Regions from separate parts of the Homo sapiens genome. Here regions 1, 2, 3 and 4 are each linked to region 5. The links are chromatin loops, found by intact Hi-C in ENCODE. Cell type or tissue: CD4-positive, alpha-beta T cell. All regions are shown on one strand. Region 1 overlaps TSNAXIP1 (translin associated factor X interacting protein 1). Region 2 overlaps NFATC3 (nuclear factor of activated T cells 3). Region 3 overlaps DUS2 (dihydrouridine synthase 2). Region 4 holds the start of NRN1L (neuritin 1 like). Region 5 overlaps NFATC3 (nuclear factor of activated T cells 3).

Region 1 (4,000 bases), 410 kb after region 5:
ACCACCATTCCTGGTTAATTTAAAAAATCTTTTTTGTAGAGATGAAATCTCCCTGTGTTGCCAGGCTGGTCTCAAACTCCTGGTCTCAAGCAGTCTTCCTTCTTTGGCCTCCCAAAGTGTTAGGATTACAGGTGTGAGCCAGCCTTGTTTTTCAGAATTTTATTTATTTATTTTTTTGAGACTGAGTCTCGCTCTGTCGCCCAGGCTGGGGTGCAGTGGCACAATCTCTGCTCACTGCAGCCTCCACCTCCTGGGTTCAAGTGATTGTCCTGCCTCAGCCTCCCGAGTAGCCGGAATTACAGGCGCATGCCACCACGCCCAGCTAATTTTTGTATTTTTAGTAGAGATGGGGTTTCACCATGTTGGCCAGGCTGGTCTTGAACTCCTGACCTAGTGATCTGCCCACCTCAGCCTCCCAAAATGCTGGGATTACAGGTGTGAGCCACTGCGCCCGGCCCAGACTATTTTTTATTATTTGTTTTTATTTATTCATTTATTTTGAGACGGAGCCTCACTCTGTTGCCCAGGCTGGAGCGCAGTGGCACTATCTTGGCTCACTGCAACCTCCACCTCCCAAGTTCAAGCAATTCTCCTGCCTCAGCCTCCCGAAGAGACTGCAGGCACGCACCACCACACCCGGCAAATTTTGTATTTTTAGTAGAAACGGAGTTTCACCATGTTGCCCAGGGTGGTCTTGAACCCCTGACCTCAGGTGATCCACCCACTTCGGCCTCCCAAAGTGCTGGGATTACAGGCGTGAGCCACCGCGCCCGGCCGTTTTTCAGACTTGTAAAAGACCAGTCCTTGGCCGGGCGCGGTGGCTTACGCTTGTAATCCCAGCACTTTGGGAGGCCAAGGCGGGCAAATCACGAGGTCAGGAGACGGAGACCATCCTGGCTAACACGGTGAAACCCTCGTCTCTACTAAAAACGCAAAAAATGGCCGGGCGCGGTGGCTCACGCCTGTAATCCCAGCACTTTGGGAGGCCGAGGCGGGTGGATCACGAGGTTAGGAGATCGAGACCACGGTGAAACCCCGTCTCTACTAAAAATACAAAAAAAAAAAAAAAATAGCCGGGCGCGGTGGCGGGCGCCTGTAGTCCCAGCTACTCAGGAGACTGTGGCAGGAGAATGGCGTGAACCCGGGAGGCGGAACTTGCAGTGAGCCGAGATCGCGCCACTGCACTCCAGCCTGGGCGACAAAGCAAGACTCTGTTTCAAAAAAACAAAAAACAAAAAAAAAACCGCAAAAAATTAGCCAGGTGTGGTGACACGTGCCTGTAGTCCCAGCTACTAGGGAGGCTGAGGCAGGAGAATCGCTTGAACCTGGGAGGTGGAGGTTGCAGTGAGCCAAGACTGTGCCACTGCGCTCCAGCCTGGGCGAGGAGCGAGGCTCCGTCTCAAAAAATAAATTAATTAATATTAAAAAAAAAAAAAAAGACCAGTCCTCGTGTTCTGTCTACTGTTTCTACCGGGAGAAAATGTGGCTACCCTCCTTTGCTTGCAGAGGCGAGTGGAAGCTGGAGAACCAGCTGCCAGGGCCGGGTCTCGGCTAGGTTATTAACAGCTGAGGGATCTCCGCCCGGGTGGCTGGAACGCAGTGCTCCCGGGCGCTCCGTGCTCTCTGCTTCCCCCTGTAGGTAAAAACGGGAAGGCGGCCCCGGAGGGACGGCGGGAGGGAACACTGCCCCCTGGTGGTTGATGCCGCGCAAAAGAAAGAATGAAAAAGCCTGGCCCACAGAAGGTGGCAGCTGAGAAGGGTGCCCGGGAGCCTCAGAGCTCTCCCCTAGTCATCAGGTTTTTGGGCTGCGCTTGGTCTCTGCGAATAATCCATACTGACCCCTCCTTTCTCCTCCCTGGAGTCACTCCCGCAGGGGTGTTGGGAGTCCCCAGCCCCACAAAGTGTGTGGCCCATGTGTTTCCAAATTCCCCACGAGGGTCAGGGTCACAGAAGGAAAACCACCATACAGCCCATGCTGTTCCACTGTGAGCCAGAGTTGTAAGTTTACTCAAATGTGTTTTTTCCTTTATGAGATTTGGACAATGGCTATTTGCTGATTAATAACAATCCTATGATCATATCAACAAGAGCCCAAAAGTACTTAATAAGACAGCATTGGGGCCAGGTACAGTGGCTCACGCCTGTAATCCCAGCACTTTGGGAGGCCGAGGCGGGCGGATCACGAGGGCAGGAGATCGAGACCATCCTGGCCAACACGGTAAAACCCCATCTCTACTAAAAATACAAAAAAAATTAGCCAGGTGTGTTGGCGGGCGTCTGTCCCAGCTACTGGGGCGGCTGAGGCAGGAGAATGGGGTGAACCTGGGAGGTGGAGCTTGCAGTGAGCCGAGATTGCGTCACTGCACTCCAGCCTGGGCGACAGCGAGATTCCGTCTCAAAAAAAAAAAAAAAAAAAAAATTAGCCGGGCATGGTGGTGTGCACCTGTAATCCCAGCTACTCAGGAGGCTGAGGTAGGATAATCACTTGAACCCAGGAGGCGGAGGTTGCAGTGAGCCGAGATCGCGCCACTGTGCTCCTTCCTGGGTGACAGAGCAAGACCCCATCTCAAAAAAAAAAACAGTATTGAGCTCAGTGTGGTGGCTCACACCTGTAATCCTAGTGCTTTGGGAGGCCAAGGAAGGAGGATAGCTTGAGCCCAGGAGTTCAAGACCAGCTTGGGCAACGTAGTTAGACTCTGCCTCTACAAAAAATGCAAAAAATAGCCAGGTGTGGTGGCGCACTCCTGTAGTCTCAGCTACTCAGGAGGCTGAGTGGGAGGATTGGTTCAGCATGGGAGGTGGAGTCTGCAGTGAGCTGTGTTTGTGCCACTGCACTCCAGCCAGAGTGTCAGAGCAAAACTCTGTCCCCCCCTGCCAAAAAAATTAGCTGGGTATGGTGGCATGTGCCTATAGTTCCAGCTACTTGGGAGGGTGAGGTGGGAGGATCACTTGAGCCCTGGCATTTGAGACTGCAGCGAGCCATAACTGCACCACTGCACCACTGCACCCTGACAGGCAAAAGCCTGTCTCAAAAAAAAAGATGGCATTCTTTTTTTTTTTTTTTTTTTTTTTGAGATGTAGTCTTGCTCTGTTGTCCAGGCTGGAGTGCAGTGGTGTGATCTCGGCTCACTGCAACCTCCACGTCCCAGGTTAAAGCAATTCTCGTGCCTCAGCCTCCTGAGTAGCTGGGACTACAGATGCACCACCATGCATGGCTAATTTTTATATTTTTAGTAGATATGGGGTTTCGCCATGTTGGCCAAGCTGGTCAAACTCCTTACTTCAGGTGATCCGCCTGCCTCGGCCTCCCAGAGTACTGGGATTATAGGCATGAGTCACTGCGCCCGGCTCTTTTTTTTTTTAATTTAAATTTCATTTCTCTTCTGATACCTTTGGTACAGCATTCATTTTTATATACAAACTTTAAAAAAGAGGAATGGCGGAGAGATCCGGAGTGAACATGGTAGAGACGCATCTCTTTCCTCCTGCCTTCACACACCTACTCAGCAATTATGGAGCTATCAACATTTGGCAGACATTCAGGTAGCCTGTTAGATTCTAGGGCCATAAAGATAGAAAGATACAGTCACAGCCATGAAGGACCTTGGCAGATCTGGTGTGACCGTCCCAGCAGGTAGCACAGTGCCTGGTGTGTTGGCGGGAGGGATGAGAGGTAAGGGCCGCTGCAGAATGCTGAGCTGCTGGGGAGGGATGTCTGTGGGCAGAGGCGAGTTCTCTCTCTGCCTAGGGAGATCCGGGAAGGCTTTTCAGATAAGGAGCAGGCAGCCAGTGTACACCCTTCTCCCCAAAGCCTGGTGGGCCTGGCCTCTCTGAGCCACACTCTCTAACTGAGAAGAAGCCACTCTGGTGGGCATGTTTCAGGTGGGCATGTTTCAGGTGGGTGGTACTCTTGGGTTGCAGGAAGGGAGACGGATAGGGTCTGGGGGCTGACATTTGGGGTTCCAAAACAACATTGTCACTAACCAGCGTCCTTCGTTTC
Region 2 (4,000 bases), 53 kb after region 5:
AGGGGTAGTGAGAGAAGGAAGGCTTCCTGGAAGAGCTCTTGAACTGAGACTTAACATGAGACAGAACTCATAATATGAGGAAAGGGTAATTATAGACAGAAGAGACAGCATGAGCACAGGCAAGATGACATGAACCCCTAAGATATAGAGACTTAACAAGCAGCTGTGATGCTGTATAAAGTATGAGGCAAGGAGCAGTAAGAAAGAGGGTTGGAAAGACTGGCAGCAGATTATGGCCTGAATGCCATAATAAGGAGCCTAGAAAATGAAGGGGATCACTGAAGGTGCTTTTAAAATGGGAGTTACATGTTTACAACTGCAATCTCCTCTAAAACCAGTAACTGCCACCATTTAACATGATTCAACTTCAGTCAAAAGCTCTTAAATGTGAAGCTCTGGGCCAAATAAATGAATTCAATAATACCTATTAATTGTATTCATGCACAGATGAATTTTTACAGTGGAAAGGAAGGGACAGCTCTGAGACACCGTCTCTTCCTCCTGCTCCTTATTCACCTAAAATGTGACACCTACAGAAAGACCTTTCTTGATGACTTGATACAAACAGTTCACAATTCAGTCTCTATCACTATACCCTCTTCATACAATTTTATCTGGAATAATCTTGTTCATTTATTTGTTTATAGGTGCTTCCCCCACTACAATGTAAGCTCTATCAGAGCACACAACCTGAAGGTTGTATTCAACATTATGTCCCCAATGCCTAGACTAGTGTCTATATCACATAGCACTGCTACATAAATAATTGATGAATTAATAAATTATGAAACAGAACTGATGTTTTTTGAAGACAGGCAGGGTATGGGTCAGGGTTGAAGGGAAGTTAATTTTAAAGGAGAATAAGACAGCCACATACTTCCAGCTCAAAGAGAAGATGCTGATATTATTAATCAAGTTAAGAAACCCAGAGAGAAAAACTAGTTTGTAAAGTCAGATATGTTTTCATATTTTAAGTATCAGTGAGACATTTATGAAGCAATATCCAGTGGGTATTTTAAATTTCAGGTTAAAGTTTAAGAGAAACATGTTGCTACAGAGAGAGATTTGGGAGCTAATAAAATTTCTCAAAAAGAAGGAAAACAATGAGAAGAAAAATAAGTAGAAAACCTTAGAAAACATCTATATTTAAGAGCCAGAAAAATTCGTATAAAAAAACAAACAAGAATAAAGATGTGTGAGAACCAGATAACAACAAAGCCAAGGGGGAAAAGTGTTAAGAAGGAGAGTAAGTAGCTGGCTGTCAAATTTTTAGGTGATTATGATTTCAATGAAGTGAAAGACAAAAGATTAAAGAGTAGCAGGTAAGGAAATGAAAGCATATGATACTACTTTTTTGAGAGGGTGGATGCTAAGCGATAGAGAAATGAAACAAAAGCTTAAGAGGATGACAGATTTAAGAGAAAGGGAATATTTAGGATGAGAAGACATAAACATAATTAAACTCCAAGAAGAAGGATCCAGTAGAAAAAGATAGAGAAATTATAAAAGAGAGGTGATGGGGGCACCGTATAGCCTTTAATACTTAAGTTTTAAAAAGACAAAAGAATGAAAACATTAAAATTTTAATTAAGAAAAAACATAATAAAAAAAGTAAAAAGAAGTTAAATATAGAAATCAGTGAAACAGAAAGGCACACTGAAAGGTTTGATAAAGCCAAGAACTATGGAAAGACTGGTAAAAAATCCAGAAATGGCATAAATAAATAACAGGAATAAAAGAGTGGGGGGATATAACTCCAGATGCAAAAAGAGAATACTGTGAGTTAATTAATGTCAATAGATTTGAAAATGTAGGGGAAAGGAATAAAGTCCTAGAAAAATATATATGACCAGGCGGGCACATAGGCTCACGCCTGTAATCCAAGGACTTTGGGAGGCCAAGACGGGCGGATCACCTGAGATCAGGAGTTCAAGACCAGCCTGGCCAACATGGTGAAACCCCATCTCTATTTAAAAAAATACAAAAATTAGCCAGGCGTGGAGGCAGGTGCCTGTAATCCCAGCTATTTGGGAGACTGAGGCAGGAGAATCACTTGAACCCGGGAGGCAGAGGCTGCAGTGAGCCAAGACCACACCACGGCATTGCATGCAGCCTGGGAAACAAGAGCGAAACTCCATCCCAAAATTAAAAAAACAAAAAAAAAAAAAAGAAAAGAAAAGAAAGAAAGAAAAATATATATGACCAGAACAAACTCAAGAAGAAACAAATCTGACTAGTCCTACAACCACAAATAGAAATATATCACAAGTTAATGGCTCCCCACAAAGACAGTCCCCTGTCCAGAAGGTTTTGGAGGTGAGCTCTGTCACATGTGCAAGGGAACATGAGAGTACTCAACAGATACTGTTAATGAATGGAAAAAGAAGAAGCACTTCCCCCAAATCACTCTGATATCCGGAATATATAAAGAATTCCTTAAGTCACTAAGAAAATGAAAAATGATCCAATGGAGAAAACAGGCAAAGACACAGTTATTGCATAGTAAATGAAATATTAATGGTCCATAACAACCTCAACAGCTATCAGGGAAATTCAAACCCAAATTTCAAAATACCATTTCACCTCTAGTGGATTAAAAAAATTTAAGAATTTTAATATTCTTGCCTATGCCTACCAGGTACAGCAGTGCCAAAAACTGGACAATATCGAAATATCCAGTAAGAGAAAGGATAATAAATTGTGGTACATTCATACAACGAAAAACTTTATAGTAGTGAAAGGTCTTCAGTTACATGGATCAGTCTTAAAACATTAAGACCTCTGAAAATACAATTTTTCAAAGAATAGAGGCAATATCGTACAAAGTCCAAAAACAGAAAAAAAAAAAAAAGATGTTGAGCATTTAGGTTGTTTCCATTTTTTGGCAATTATAAATAGTTTTATATGGTTGAAAAGCAAGGGTTACAGCCGGGTGCGGTAGCTCACGCCTCTAATTCCAGCACTTTGGGAGGCCGAGACGGGTGGATCGTGAGGTCAGGAGTTAGAGACCAGCCTGGCCAATATGGTGAAACCCCATTTCTACTAAAAATCCAAAACTTAGCTGGGCATGGTGGTGGGCGCCTGTAATCCCAGCTACTCGGGAGGCTGAGGCAGGAGAATTGCTTGAACACGGAGGTGGAGGTTGCAGTGAGCTGAGATAGTGCCACCGCACTCCAGCCGGGGTAACAGAGCGAGGCTCCGTCTCAAAAAAAAGAAAAGCAAGGGTCAATTCAGATGATGGTTCCATTTGAGAAGGGGGACCCAGGGGCTTTCAAAGGTAAATGTATTTCTTAAACTTGGTAGTAGGTTTAAGTATTTGTTATATTATATTATTCTTATAAAAACAGTCTTTCATGACTGGCGCGTAGATCCTAGCACTTTGGGAGGCTGAGGTGGGCAGATCACTTGAGGTCAAGAGTTTAAGAACCAGCCTAGCCAAGGTGGCAAAATCCCGTGTCTACCAAAAATACAAAAATTAGCCAGGTGTGGTGGCGTGTGCCGGTAATCCCAGCTACTCGGGAGGCTGAGGCAGGAGAATCGCTTTAACCTAGGAGGCGGAGGTTGCAGTGAGCCAAGATTGTGCCATTGCACTCCAGCCTAGCCAACAGAACAAGTCACTGTCTCAAAAAAAAAAAGTCTTTCATAAGTTTTAAACATTTTTAAAACTGAGAGGAAACAACTGATGTAAAAGTGTTTTAAATATGCACAAGAAGGAATAAAATCAAACACCCTGATAAACACTGAATTCTTCTACTTTAAAAATAATTGAGGTATAATTCACATACTATAAAATCCATCCTTTTAAAGTATACTACTCAGAGGGTTGGGGGATATTCACAGAGCAGTACAACCATCACCACTATCTAATTCCAGAAGATTTCCATCACTCCAAAAGGAAACCCAGTTCCCATCAGCAGTCACTCACTACTGACAACTTCCTCCAACCACTGGTAAGCACTAATCTACTTTTGGTTTCTGGATTGCCTATACTGGACATTTT
Region 3 (4,000 bases), 190 kb after region 5:
CATAGCGAAATCCTGTCTCTACAAAAGATTTTAAAATTAGCCAGATGTGGCTGGGCATGGTGGCTCATGCCTGTAATCCCAGCACTTTGGGAGGCTGAGGCGGGCAGATCATCTGAGGCCAGGAGTTCGAGACCAGTCTGGCCAACATGGAAAAACCCGTCTCTACCAAAAATACAAAAATTAGCCAGGTGTAGTGGTGCATGCCTGTAATCCCAGCTACTCAGGAGGCTGAGGCACAAGAATTGCTTGAACCCAGGAAGCACAGGTTGCAGTGAACTGAGATCACGCCATGGCACTCCAGTCTGGGCGATAGAGCGAGACTCTGTCTCAAAATAAAAATAAAAATAAAATAAAAATAAAAATAAATAAATAAATAAAATTAGCCAGGTGTGGTGGCATAAGCCTGTAGTCCCAGCTACTCAGGAGGCTGAAGTAGGAGGATCCCTTGAGCCCAGGAGCTCCAGGCTGGTCACTGCACTCCAGCCTGGGTGACAGGATAAGACTCTGTCTCAAAAACAACAATCAAACAAGCATTTTTGAGGATGTAGAGAAACCGGAAGCTTTGTGTGCTGTTAGTGGGATTGTAAAATGATGCAGCTATTATGGTTATGGGAAACAGAATGGAGGGTCCTCAAAAAATTAAAAACCACCATATGATCTAGCAATCCCACTTCCGGATATATAATCAAAAGAATTAAAAGCAGGGTCTCAAAGAGATTATTTGCACGCCCATGTTCACAGCAGCATTATTCACAATTGAAAGAGATAGAAGCAACCCAATGGCCATTAACGGATGAATGGATAAACCAAGTGTGATATATACATACAATAGAGTATTATTCAGCCTTAAAAAAGAAGGAAATCTTGTCACATGCTATAACATAGGTAAGCCTTGATGACATTATGCTAAGGGAAATAAGCCAGTCACAAACAATAAATATTGTATGATTCCACTTATATAAGGTATCTAAAGTAGTCAAATTCATAGAAATAGAAAGTAGAATGGTAGTTACCAGTGGCTGGGAGAAGGGGAACTGGGGAATTGCTGTTTAATGGGTGCAGGGTTTCCGTTTCACAAGATGAAAAAGTTCCGGAGGTCTGTTTCACAACAATGTCAATATACATAACACTACTGAACAGTACACTTACAAATGGTTAAGACAGTAAATCTTGTATGTTTTTTGTCACAATAAGAAAAAAAAAACTTTTAAAAATCACTCATTTCTCTTTTTTTTTTTTTTTTTTGACACAGAGTTTTGCTCTTGTCACCCAGGCTGGAGTGCAATGGCGCACTGGGCACATTGCAACCTCTGCCTCATGGGTTCAAGTGATTCTCTTGTCTCAACCTCCCAAGTAGCTGGGATTACAGGTGTGCACCACCAGGCTAAGCTAAATTTGTATTTTTAGTAGAGACAGAGCTTCACCATGCTGGCCAGGCTAGTCTCGAACTCCTGACCTCAGGTGATCCACCTGCCTCGGCCTCCCAAAGTGCTGGGATTACAGGCATGAGCCACTGTGCTTGGCCTAAATCAATCATTTGTGGGCCTCTGGGCTGTAGGACTCTGGGTCTCTTAAGAACATTGCCTTGTCCCTTGATCCTACTTAATAAGAAGTTTAAGTCTAACAGGTCAGTGTCTCTTCACAGACAGGAACACCAGAATCCCACCATTCTTATAAAAAGAAACAGGAACGCGGCCTCTGCAGCACCTCCCAAAAACTGTCATCACTCCTCAAAAATTCCTGACAGACCCTGATGTGGGAAGACTACGGCTCTCTTGCCTTTTACAGACTGGCTCATCCTCCAGAGGCTGAGGACTTTGTGGGTTGTGTTTTGTTTTGTTTTGTTCTGTCGCCCAGGCTGGAGTGCAGTGGCACAATCTCAGCTCACTACAACCTCTGCCTCCCAGGTTCAGGCGTTTCTCCTGCCTCAGCCTGAAGCTGGGACTACAGGTGTGCACCACCGCGTACAGCTAATTTTTTGTATTTTTGTAGAGATGGGGTTTCACCATGTTGTTCAGGCTGGTCTTGAACTCCTGACCTCAGGTGATCCACCTGTCTTGGCCTCCCAAAGTGCTGGGATTGCAGGCGTGAGCCACCACGCTCGGCGACTTTGTGGGGTTTTTAAGGAGGTGCCTACATGCTTGATATGCACGAGGTCCTGTGAGCTGGGTGAGGTCATTTGATTATCTAATCCCACAGATGGGCCACCTCACATCAACTCCCCCCCGCCACCCCCAGTAAGAACATCCACGCAACTGGTACTCCAAAGCTCACTGGCAAAACAACCATGGATCCACCAGGGGGCGCTGACACCACACTCAGCCATGCCCGGGGGCCCAGTCCCAGCCACCTACACAACCTAGGTTGACCTGCCTGCCTGTCTGCTCTCCATAGGTGGCAGATCTGGGTGGAAGGCTTAGGTCTCTGCCTAGGTAGATACCCCTTTGTTTATTTGTAAGTTATACTGACTCTCTCAGGGAAGAGCACATCAAACAATGCTAACAGATTTTAATTCATATTTCCTCTGCTCCATACAGGAGCAGGACCCTGGAAGAAAGGAATGGGCACATTTACTAGGAAAACCAAGTCTTGCCCAATTAGGAGGGTCACATACTGAAGTAATCACATAAATCGTGGGCCCTAAACTTCCAAAGGGCTTGAAAACAATCCTAAGGCCGGGTGCAGTGTCTCACACCTATAATCCCAGCACTTTGGGAGGCCAAGGCAGGTGGATTACCTGAGGTCAAGGGTTCAAGACCAGCCTGGCCAACATGGCAAAACCCCATCTCTACTAAATACAAAAATTAGCTGGACATGGAGGCGGGCACCTGTGATCCCAGCTACTCAGGAGGCTGAGTTGGGAGAATCACTTGAACCTGGGAAGCAGAGGTTGCAGTGAGCCAAGACTGTGCCACTGCACTCCAGCCTCGGAAGGCAGAGTGAGACACTGTCTTAAAAAAAAAAAAAGAAAAAAAAAGATTCCTGTCCTCTTCAAGCCCTGACCTTACCCATCACGCCAAATCCCCCAAATGAATCTTCAGGCCTCCTTCTAATGCCTTCCTTCCTCTTATACTACAAACATGCAAGTCATCTAGAAACAACTCCCTTCACCCTGCTTCCTCCACCTCAGGCTACCTGCCTGTACCTCCCTTAACTGAAGGGGTAGTTGGCAGCCCTATTTCTATTCCCTCATCTGCTATTCATTCCTCAAGCCATTAACTCCGTGAGTGTTCATGTCTATGTGCTAGAGCTGTCCTCCAGGGGTCTAATTTTCTTTTCCCTCCCTCCCTCCTTCCTTCCTTCCTCCCTTCCTTGCTTTTTTTCAAGAAACAGGGGGCCAGGCACGGTGGCTCACACCTGTAATCCCAGCACTTTGGAAGGCGGAGACGTGAGGATCATGAGGTCAGGAGATCGAGACCATCCTGGCTAACACAGTGAAACCCCGTCTCTACTAAAAATACAAAAAGAAATTAGCCAGGCGTGGTGGCGGACGCCTGTAGTCCCAGCTACTCGGGAGGCTGAGGCAGAAGAATGGTGTGAACCTGGGAGGCAGAGCTTGCAGTGAGCCAAGATCGCGCCACTGCACTCCAGCCTGGGCGACAGAGCGAGACTCTGTCTCAAGGAAAAAAAAAAATAGAAACAGGGTCTCGCTATGTTGCCAAGGCTGGTTTTGAATACCTGGGCTCAAGCGATCCTCCTGCCTAGCCCCCCACAGGCATGAGCCACTCTGCCCAGCCTAATTTTCAAGTCAAATACCTGCTTGGTCTTTTTGCAGCTGGATTTCTCTGCATTACCTGACATGGTTAACAAACCTGACTTTTGCCTTCCCTGACACTACACTCTTTTTAATTTGCCTATTTTTCTCATTCTTTTACCTCTTCTGTCATTAATTCCTATGCGCCAACACACATACCCAGTACATAAGGGTTTGTTTTCCGCCAATCTCCTCTTAAGTCTTCCATTCTCTCTATATAGTGGTTTTCTTTTTCTTTTGTACATT
Region 4 (4,000 bases), 350 kb after region 5:
GGCGCAGGGGCCATGGGGAGTGCAGGCGCTGTAGCCCGCAGCGTCTCCTGGTTGGTTTCGGAGCCTGTGCCGCGCTCCCGAACATGCACCGGGGCACCGCACAGAGTGTGCAAGTTATTCGGACGGGGGGCCTGGCGAGCTTCTTGCTGTAGTGATTCCCACACTGCAGCTGCCTCCTCCGGACAGCCTGACAGGACCTGAGAGGCACAGGCATGGAAGTCATTCCAAGACCTGTTAAGGGAGTGGGATTAGGGGGATTAGGTGAGGCAAGGAGACTTTAGCTTGGGAAATAAAAGGTTCAGTCCCCAATGGTGGCACAGGTTGGGCCACTGCCTCACACCCGCCGGTACCTGCAGATGGTCTCCAGCTCGCCTCCGCGGCCCATGCTGTCCCCCAAGCGGATGAGACACTCGGCGAAGCCCTGGTATATGGTGTCACATCGGTTTGGGCCCGCTGCAGCTGCTGCCAGGGGAGGTAAAAGGACTAGAAGTGGGGCGGGGGTGGGGTGGGGAAGGAATGGTAGATAGGATGAGCCAGGCTCATCCCCCAGCCCCCAGGGGCTTGTTTACCTGGGAGCACTCTGGGGATGTGACTCAGCGGAAAAAGGGTGCCCCAGGGAACTAAAGGGCAAGTCTGGGGATTACCTACCCAGGCCCCCTTCAAGGTAGGACCCAGACTGGGATTTGTACAGGGGAAGGGGGTGTTGTGTACCCCAGGTCAGCTCTTCCTTTGAGCTTCTGGGGCCGCAGGTGGGGTGACAAGGGTCCATGTAAAGGAGTCAGGACAGGGTGGAGGGGAGGGAGGTCCAGAGGCCCCGGACCAGGAGCAGGTGCATCTCTCTGCGGTTTAGACAAGCTTTGCTTGGCCCTCCGAACTCTCTCTAAAGATAAATATTTTTGGAGAGACAAGGCAGGATGCAGAGGTATTGGGATCCAGGCCAGACCCTCAGAGAGGACTTAGGGATCCTACGACTGGTCTATAAGTCCTGCCATTGGCATGTCTCCCTTTATCATAAGAGGGGATGCAAATTTTGGAGTCCTTCTCCCATAACTGGGGCTGTTTGTGCCTCTCACTTTCTGTCCTGAAGTCACCAGCACACCTTCCTGGAGCCCTTACAACTCTTCTCCACCCTGGCACCCAGCGTTCCCACACACCCTATGCCCAGCCTGGCTTGGCTGGGCGAGAAGGGGGTGTGGCCCGGGCCCCGGATGCCCGCACTCACCGAGGGGCAGCAACAGCAACGGCCTCAGGGCATGGGGTGGTTGCCGGCAGCAGCAGCGGCGGCGGCAGCAGCGCATCATCCCTGGCTGAGAGCCTAGTGCAGGAGCTAGCTGCTTGGAGTGCAGCCCGTCCGCCCAGCCCCCGGAGGGAGGGACGGTGATTGGATGGGAGCTGGGGGTGGGGCTCCGAACCCAGCCGGCGGCTCCGCCTCCAACACCCAGATGGGAAAAGGAGCGAGGAGACCTCAGAGAGCAGAAATTCGCAGGAGCACAGGCTGGTGCTGGGCAGGCCCCTGGACCCTCACTCCATAGAAGGAGGGAGAAGGGAGATCTGGGAAGGCAGTTGGAGCAGATGAGTGGGTAACCCGGCCCCTTGGCTGGGTTGGCCTCGACAGAGCTCCACGGGCAAGAGATGGGCAGAGAACGAACAGACGGCAGTTATGAGAGTCACACCAAAGACAAACCAAAAGCACACACATACTCCATTTTATTCCAAAAGCATTTAATTGAATTTCTCAATGTTTTTCAAAAACAAAAAGATCCAAATTAGAGGTAAAAAGGAACATGGAAAATTCCACTCAAGTGGTGTCACGATCTCAGGGTCATGCTCCAGGCATGGCAGAACCCAAGCAGGCGCAATACCTGCCCTGGGCCCAGCTAAACCTTCTGACTACCACACGCTGTAGACCACGGCCAGTGCTCCCTGCTCCCTGACCCCCAAACACCCCAGAGATGGGGGCCTGAGCAGGTAAAGGCCAGCCGTGACCCTGCCCCAGCCTAGGCCTGTCTGCTGGCCTTCAGTGCCATCCCACCCCTGGGCAAGGCAGGCTTAGCAGCTAAGGGAGGCTGGGGGTCACGAGGCCATGCAGCATGAGGCTGAGACGCCGAGCTGCTTTGCCAAGTGAGTTGTGTGGCTCAGCCTGCAGGAACTGAAAAAGCTTTTGGCGCACCTGGGCCATAACGGAGCCCATGTGGTCCCGAGTGATGGGGTCACTGTGGTCCAGGTGCATCACGGCCTCTTCCAGGTAGCTGGGGATGGGGGGGAAAGGACAGGCTACAGGTGGGTGCCAGCAGACGGGAGCGCCCCCTGGTGGCACCGAGGCCCAGAGGGAACCCTCTGGGTGAAGGCAGAAAGGACTGGTGGAGAAAATTAGGGAGAGGATTCAGGCAGAAGTGGGCGTCAGCTTCAAACTGCTCCCTCCCACTGCCCCACTCCCCAGCTCATCTCCCCATCCCTGGCTGTCCCCACTTACCTGAGCTTGAGGTCAGTTCGAGTGCCAAGGTCAGATGCCAGCTGCTGGATGAGGGAAAGGAGCACAGGCTGGGAGAGCGGGCAGGGTGGCTGCCCAAAAACCTGGGCTGGGTCCACAGTTTCACACACATACAGCACCAGGTTCAGGTCAGCAGCTGTCAGCGCCTGGAGGAGAAAAAAGCAGCAGTGTTTATAGCAAATATCAGGATGGAATGTCTGCTTGTCTGAACTGTGTGGCCTGGGGGAGGATGACCACAGGGTGGGCTAGTGAGAGCTCCAGAGGGACTCAGAGAGAGCCTGTAGGGCTGTGTAGTTACCCTAGGGGATTGGGAAATGGGTTCCTGAGAAGGGTAGTTGTAAAGCAAGGTGGGCTAGGTGGGAAGAAAGGGGTCCAGGAAGAGGAAGCAGCAGGGACAATGGCCTGGAGGCCAAAGGGAACCAAGAACAGTCTGCTGGGGCCAGAAGGTGCAAAGGTGGTGGGTGGAGTAGAATGTATGGTATGTGGGCCTTGTCAAGAGACACGTGACCCTTAGCAGGGCCTAATGCCTATCGTACCTGCTGGAAGGCCTGATTGAGGTGGCCCTGCTGCAGCAGCTGCAGGATATGGGCTTGCTGGGCCTGGCAGTCAAGGTGGGCAGAGGGGACAGGTGTGCCAGCAGCTGAGCGCATGGCCTGCATGATGCTGGAGGTGACGGCGGCCTGCTGCTCCTTGAGCGCCACACTCACCTCACCCTTAACGATGCGCTGTACCTGTGCTAAAATGGACTCCTGCAGGCTGCAAAGGGAAGTGAGTGAGGTGAAGTGGACAGGGAGCCTAGTCTGGCCTTTCTCAAGCCCACCACCTTGCCCAGTACTCTGCCCACACACCTGCCCACAGCCACATGCAGCTGGTGCTGCACCTCAGCACGAACACTGCCGGCCACGGTGGCTGCCATCTGCTCAGTGGCACTCTGCAGTGTGCTGACCAGGCCCCGCAGCTGGGCTAGCACAGGCTCCCTGGCCTCCTGTTCCCGTGCCTTCCGGCTCTTCATGTGGCTTTCTAGCTGCTGCAAGTCTGAGGGGTGACCACAGGGACTATAAGAGGAACAGTAGGAAAGAGGATAACCCCTCCCACCTTGGGCCATATGACCCCACTCACATTCCTGTGTCCCCAGCCGGAAGCTATCATTGATTTGCTGGAACATGGCCTGGCAGCTCTTCTCAAAGGCCGGCAGCACCACACTCTGGAAGGCTTCCCGGTAGGCAGCCTGCATCGGCCCTTGTAATGTGTCTGCAGCTGCTCGGGCGATGGCATCAGTCAAGTTCTGGGGTTAGAGGGAGGGGCCAAGTTGAAAGCCTGAGCCCAGCCTGGCCTGACTAGGCCCAGGAACCACCACCTCCACCCACATCTTGGGCCCTATAGCACCTTGGACTTGAGCAGCTTGGAGATGTTCTCTTTCATGCTGCCCTCCACAGCTGTGAGCTTGGTAGCCACTGAGTTGCTCAGTTGGCCTGCCATAGGCTCCAGACTCCTTGAGACACCTGGGAG
Region 5 (4,000 bases):
CGCCCTCTTTGCTTGTGAGGAGCTGGCACAGGCTGCACTGCGCAGGCACAAGGGCATGCTGGGTAAGCGATACATTGAACTCTTCCGGAGCACTGCAGCCGAAGTGCAGCAGGTGAGCGCCCAGGGCTCCCCACCCCCAGATGTACTGTTACTCCAGGGCGGCCCTCTGTGTCCCTGCCCTACTTGGCATGACCAGCCTGTTGCTGCCTTCCTTACTAGGTCTTGAACCGCTATGCATCCGGCCCACTCCTTCCTACACTGACTGCCCCACTGCTGCCCATCCCCTTCCCACTGGCACCTGGGACTGGGAGGGACTGTGTACGCCTCCGAGGCCTGCCCTACACGGCCACCATTGAAGACATCCTGAGCTTTCTGGGGGAGGCAGCAGCTGACATTCGGCCCCACGGTGTACACATGGTGCTCAACCAGCAGGTGAAGCCACTGCTTGGTAGGGGGAACACATAAATAGGAAGGGGTGTGTGTTAGGGGTAAGGCACTCTTACACATGACAAACTGCTCACAAGATGGTGTGCACAGGGCCGGCCATCGGGCGATGCCTTCATTCAGATGACATCAGCAGAGCGAGCCCTAGCTGCTGCTCAGCGTTGCCATAAGAAGGTGATGAAGGAGCGCTACGTGGAGGTGGTCCCCTGTTCCACAGAGGAGATGAGCCGAGTGCTGATGGGGGGCACCTTGGGCCGCAGTGGCATGTCCCCTCCACCCTGCAAGCTGCCCTGTGAGTGCCCTAGGGGCTAGGGGAGGAGGAGGCCTGTGGTAGCCAGGCTGTTGTAAGCCCCTACCTTCTATAGCGGGGACTCCTTTCTGGCTACCCCACCCAGGGCAGTGCTGGGCTCCGTGCACATGCACTTTCTACTTCCGTCTCTAGGCCTCTCACCACCTACCTACACCACCTTCCAAGCCACCCCAACGCTCATTCCCACGGAGACGGCAGCTCTATACCCCTCTTCAGCACTGCTCCCAGCTGCCAGGGTGCCTGCTGCCCCCACCCCTGTTGCCTACTATCCAGGGCCAGCCACTCAACTCTACCTGAACTACACAGCCTACTACCCAAGGTACCCTGCAGCTAAGAGAATATCACAGTCCCACTCCCTGTCCCAATCTGGGGAAAGGTCACGATCCCCTTTCTGGACCAGATAACTCCTCCCTTGAGATGACAAGGGAGTAAGGTGGCAGCTGGCTAATGCCATCTACAAAACAGATCGAAAATGACTCTGTAGAGGCTGGGGCTTCAGGGAGGAACTGAATTAAGCACAAGGCAGAAACAAGGGAGGAGGGAAACAGGTCTCGGTCTAGGCCACAGGTGGCATGCATGACTAAACCTTGTCTCTCCCACCCTAGCCCCCCAGTCTCCCCCACCACTGTGGGCTACCTCACTACACCCACTGCTGCCCTGGCCTCTGCTCCCACCTCAGTGTTGTCCCAGTCAGGAGCCTTGGTCCGCATGCAGGGTGTCCCATACACGGCTGGTATGAAGGATCTGCTCAGCGTCTTCCAGGCCTACCAGGTGAGATTGTGTGGCCGGAGGGCCTGGCGGGTCTGGCTGAGCTCTCTGCCCTAAATCTGTGTCCCTTCTGTAGCTACCCGCTGATGACTACACCAGTCTGATGCCTGTTGGTGACCCACCTCGCACTGTGTTACAAGCCCCCAAGGAATGGGTGTGTTTGTAGGAGAGAAAGCCAGGAGGTAAGAGCCAGCTGATATCCTCGGCGAACATGTCTCTCCTGAGTCCAGAAGACCAGCACCCTCAACCTGGTAGCTTCTTTCTGGCTTGTCAAAGCTCTCAGAAGGTACCTAGAGGAGCCCAAGCCCCAGCTCCATCCTCCACTTATTCTGCCTGTTTCCCCCAAAGACAATGGCTGGACCCTGCATGCAGGGCTGGGGGTGGAATGGGGCTAACCAGCTCCTGATGGCCTGAGCCAGGCATCTTGACTGGCACCTGGAGAGCCCTTAAGTCTGTCCTGGCTGTGGCCCATGCCGACAGATATCGTGGGGCTGACAGGTCCACGGCAGGCTTGCTTTCTTTTATAAAATGGAAGCTCTGGTACCTTCAATGTATGACTCCTGGGAGAATCAAGGGTCCATCTGAGCCTCTGAGTAAAGATCCCAATGTTCTACCTCTCCCTGTCCCTCTTGTAGGGGATAGGGAGGCAGAGAGAGCCAGCCCCTACCCTCAGAGTATCTGGACCTCAGAGACCATGTTGTGCCAGGGGTGGTCCCACCTAAAGATGCTAGCCCCTCTCCAGGTGGGCATAAGGAGTAACAGATGGCAAAACCACAAACTATTTTGATGGACTGTGCTGCAGTATCACCAGAAGACATTAGGGGGCAGTAGGCCCCCACACAAAACCTTCAGGCTTGAATTTTAAAGGGGAGGACTTTCTGCCAACTTTTCTTGTATGCCTTGGGAAAGCCAGTTGCCCTGAACCCAGCAGACACCATGGAATGTCCTTTGCACGCATTAAATGGTACAGAACTGAAGCCTCGGAAGCAATTTGGAACTCGATCTTCTCTTCCTTAAATGAAAAGTTATTGACCAAATGGACTTTTTAAAAGACACAGGACCCTTAACTTTGCCCCAAAGTGAGGGGCTCCACACCAACCCCAGGCGGAGGAACACTCAGACAGATTAAGGATACTGTTGACCTGTCACTGTTTATTATTTCAGCACTAAAACTGAGGAGCCTCAACTGCTGGCTCTTCTTCCCTTTGTATTTGTGTAAGGAGCACTGCACTCCCATAAAAGGTTTTAAAATACAAAATGTACAAGAACACACAATTCCAAGTGCTGTAAACATAACTGAGAACCAGTTCCTTTACTAAACATCCATTTTATAAAACACAAGGTTTCAATTTGAGCCCATCTGAGCCTTAAAGATCCATTCTGAATACCAAAAACAGGGCTTCACAGCCAGGCCCAGAAGAGGTCTGGTGATAATGGCTGGCCCTGGGTGGGGATAGTTTACACCCGGGCAGCAGCACCACACATGAACCCAAAGACATGTTCTTTTTAAAGCTGTTTTCAGCCATGTTTCTCTGTGCATCTCCAGTAAGCAGAAGGCTACCCATTCCATTCCTCAACCCAAGAGCTAGCACAGTTAGAGTAGGAGGGGGTGCGTACTAGCACGTGCCCAGTTGCTCAGTGCTGCTAGTAGAAATTGATTTGCATAGTCCAATGGATGTGTGCTTTAACACCACTATGTTGCACAAAAATTTAAGTCTTTATCTACAAAGCCAAAAAATATTGACTCTTAACACCAAAGCTTTTACAAAGCTGATATAAAACTGCTTACATAGTATACAAAGCTCTATTTTAAAATTTAATGTTTATTTTAAATAGGAAAGCATTTCTAGTGCTACAGGCATCAAGGTATTTAGAAGGCATCAAAATTTGGTGCATAGCAACTCTGGATCATAGAGGCTTTTAATTCTTGAGGGCACAAAGGGTATTGCAAGGGGAACTCTTGCAATAACCTCATGTGAGGCAGCTACACCAGGGGCAAAAGGGTAGGGGCAAGTCTGGCCATTTCTCTGGAATGTCAACCGAGAGGCCAACTTCTTGCCCCTCCAAAGGAAGCTGTGGGCGTCCAACCACAGGCCCAGAAGCAAATCTCACTATCCACATTCTGTGACACAACTCACTTTTCAAGAAAATTTGAAAACACCCAGCTCCAAGAGGGGCCACAGTGATCTGCTGAAGAATAGACCTTTTTCTCTAACTAACTTTAGGGGAGAAATCTAAAATATATTTTGTTTTTTTTAAAGACCATACTTCCTCATCCTGAGTCAACAGCTCCTAACCTACTGACAACAGGTGGTGGGCAATAGGCCAGCTCCCTTTCCCAGACCTGAACTGGCCTTAGTAGAGAGAGTCCTGGCATCAAGGGCCTGCAGTCTCCTGGAATAACAGCATCAGGCCTTCAACCAGCACACTGTCTCACATATAGGCACTCAAAAAATCTGCTTCCTGAATCAATGGAAG

What was found. Peaks named below come from ENCODE experiments on the same cell type or tissue, not always from the same donor. Only the 100,000 strongest peaks of a DNase experiment are listed, where the experiment ranks them.
Region 1: it touches region 5 in a loop (18-fold over the local background); 25 of 110 quality-filtered maps call a loop at or near these places.
Region 2: a loop joins it to region 5, with 2.3 times the contacts of the local background. A loop is called at or near these places in 4 of 110 quality-filtered maps.
Region 3: a loop joins it to region 5, with 8 times the contacts of the local background. A loop is called at or near these places in 9 of 110 quality-filtered maps.
Region 4: it touches region 5 in a loop (10-fold over the local background); 14 of 110 quality-filtered maps call a loop at or near these places.

What each region holds. Positions count from the first base shown.
Region 1 is chr16:67,814,386-67,818,385 of GRCh38, reverse strand. TSNAXIP1 (translin associated factor X interacting protein 1) reads right to left here. Exons shown (of 16, transcript NM_001288990.3): 2 at 3,985-4,000. Among named protein-coding and RNA genes, the nearest start is that of TSNAXIP1, 9.5 kb to the right of the region's middle. RefSeq lists a silencer at 1,086-1,268. In CD4-positive, alpha-beta T cell, CTCF peaks have their summits at 1,462 and 1,667 (motif pointing left); a DNase peak (open chromatin) is centred at 1,635.
Region 2 is chr16:68,175,202-68,179,201 of GRCh38, reverse strand. The region is part of intron 6 of NFATC3 (nuclear factor of activated T cells 3); the gene reads right to left. Among named protein-coding and RNA genes, the nearest start is that of MIR6773, 56 kb to the left of the region's middle. In CD4-positive, alpha-beta T cell, no CTCF peak of the experiment used is centred here; no DNase peak of the experiment used is centred here.
Region 3 is chr16:68,039,056-68,043,055 of GRCh38, reverse strand. The region is part of intron 3 of DUS2 (dihydrouridine synthase 2); the gene reads right to left. Among named protein-coding and RNA genes, the nearest start is that of DUS2, 18 kb to the right of the region's middle. In CD4-positive, alpha-beta T cell, CTCF peaks have their summits at 2,104 and 2,315 (motif pointing right); a DNase peak (open chromatin) is centred at 2,315.
Region 4 is chr16:67,882,205-67,886,204 of GRCh38, reverse strand. It overlaps EDC4 (enhancer of mRNA decapping 4), which reads right to left. Exons shown (of 29, transcript NM_014329.5): 24 at 3,878-3,993; 25 at 3,611-3,776; 26 at 3,340-3,526; 27 at 3,028-3,247; 28 at 2,474-2,637; 29 at 1,706-2,249. The coding sequence ends at 2,057. NRN1L (neuritin 1 like) reads right to left here and starts at 1,320. Exons shown (of 3, transcript NM_198443.2): 1 at 1,223-1,320; 2 at 351-483; 3 at 1-231. The coding sequence starts at 1,301. RefSeq lists enhancers at 726-1,233, 1,234-1,743, 2,049-2,228. In CD4-positive, alpha-beta T cell, CTCF peaks have their summits at 2,101 and 2,303 (motif pointing left); a DNase peak (open chromatin) is centred at 2,284.
Region 5 is chr16:68,227,914-68,231,913 of GRCh38, reverse strand. It overlaps NFATC3 (nuclear factor of activated T cells 3), which reads right to left. Exons shown (of 10, transcript NM_173165.3): 10 at 2,655-4,000. ESRP2 (epithelial splicing regulatory protein 2) reads left to right here. Exons shown (of 15, transcript NM_024939.3): 10 at 1-112; 11 at 220-432; 12 at 538-736; 13 at 887-1,073; 14 at 1,360-1,525; 15 at 1,599-2,881. The coding sequence ends at 1,688. Among named protein-coding and RNA genes, the nearest start is that of MIR6773, 3.6 kb to the left of the region's middle. In CD4-positive, alpha-beta T cell, CTCF peaks have their summits at 2,139 and 2,342 (motif pointing right); a DNase peak (open chromatin) is centred at 2,353; H3K27ac peaks cover 1,281 bases.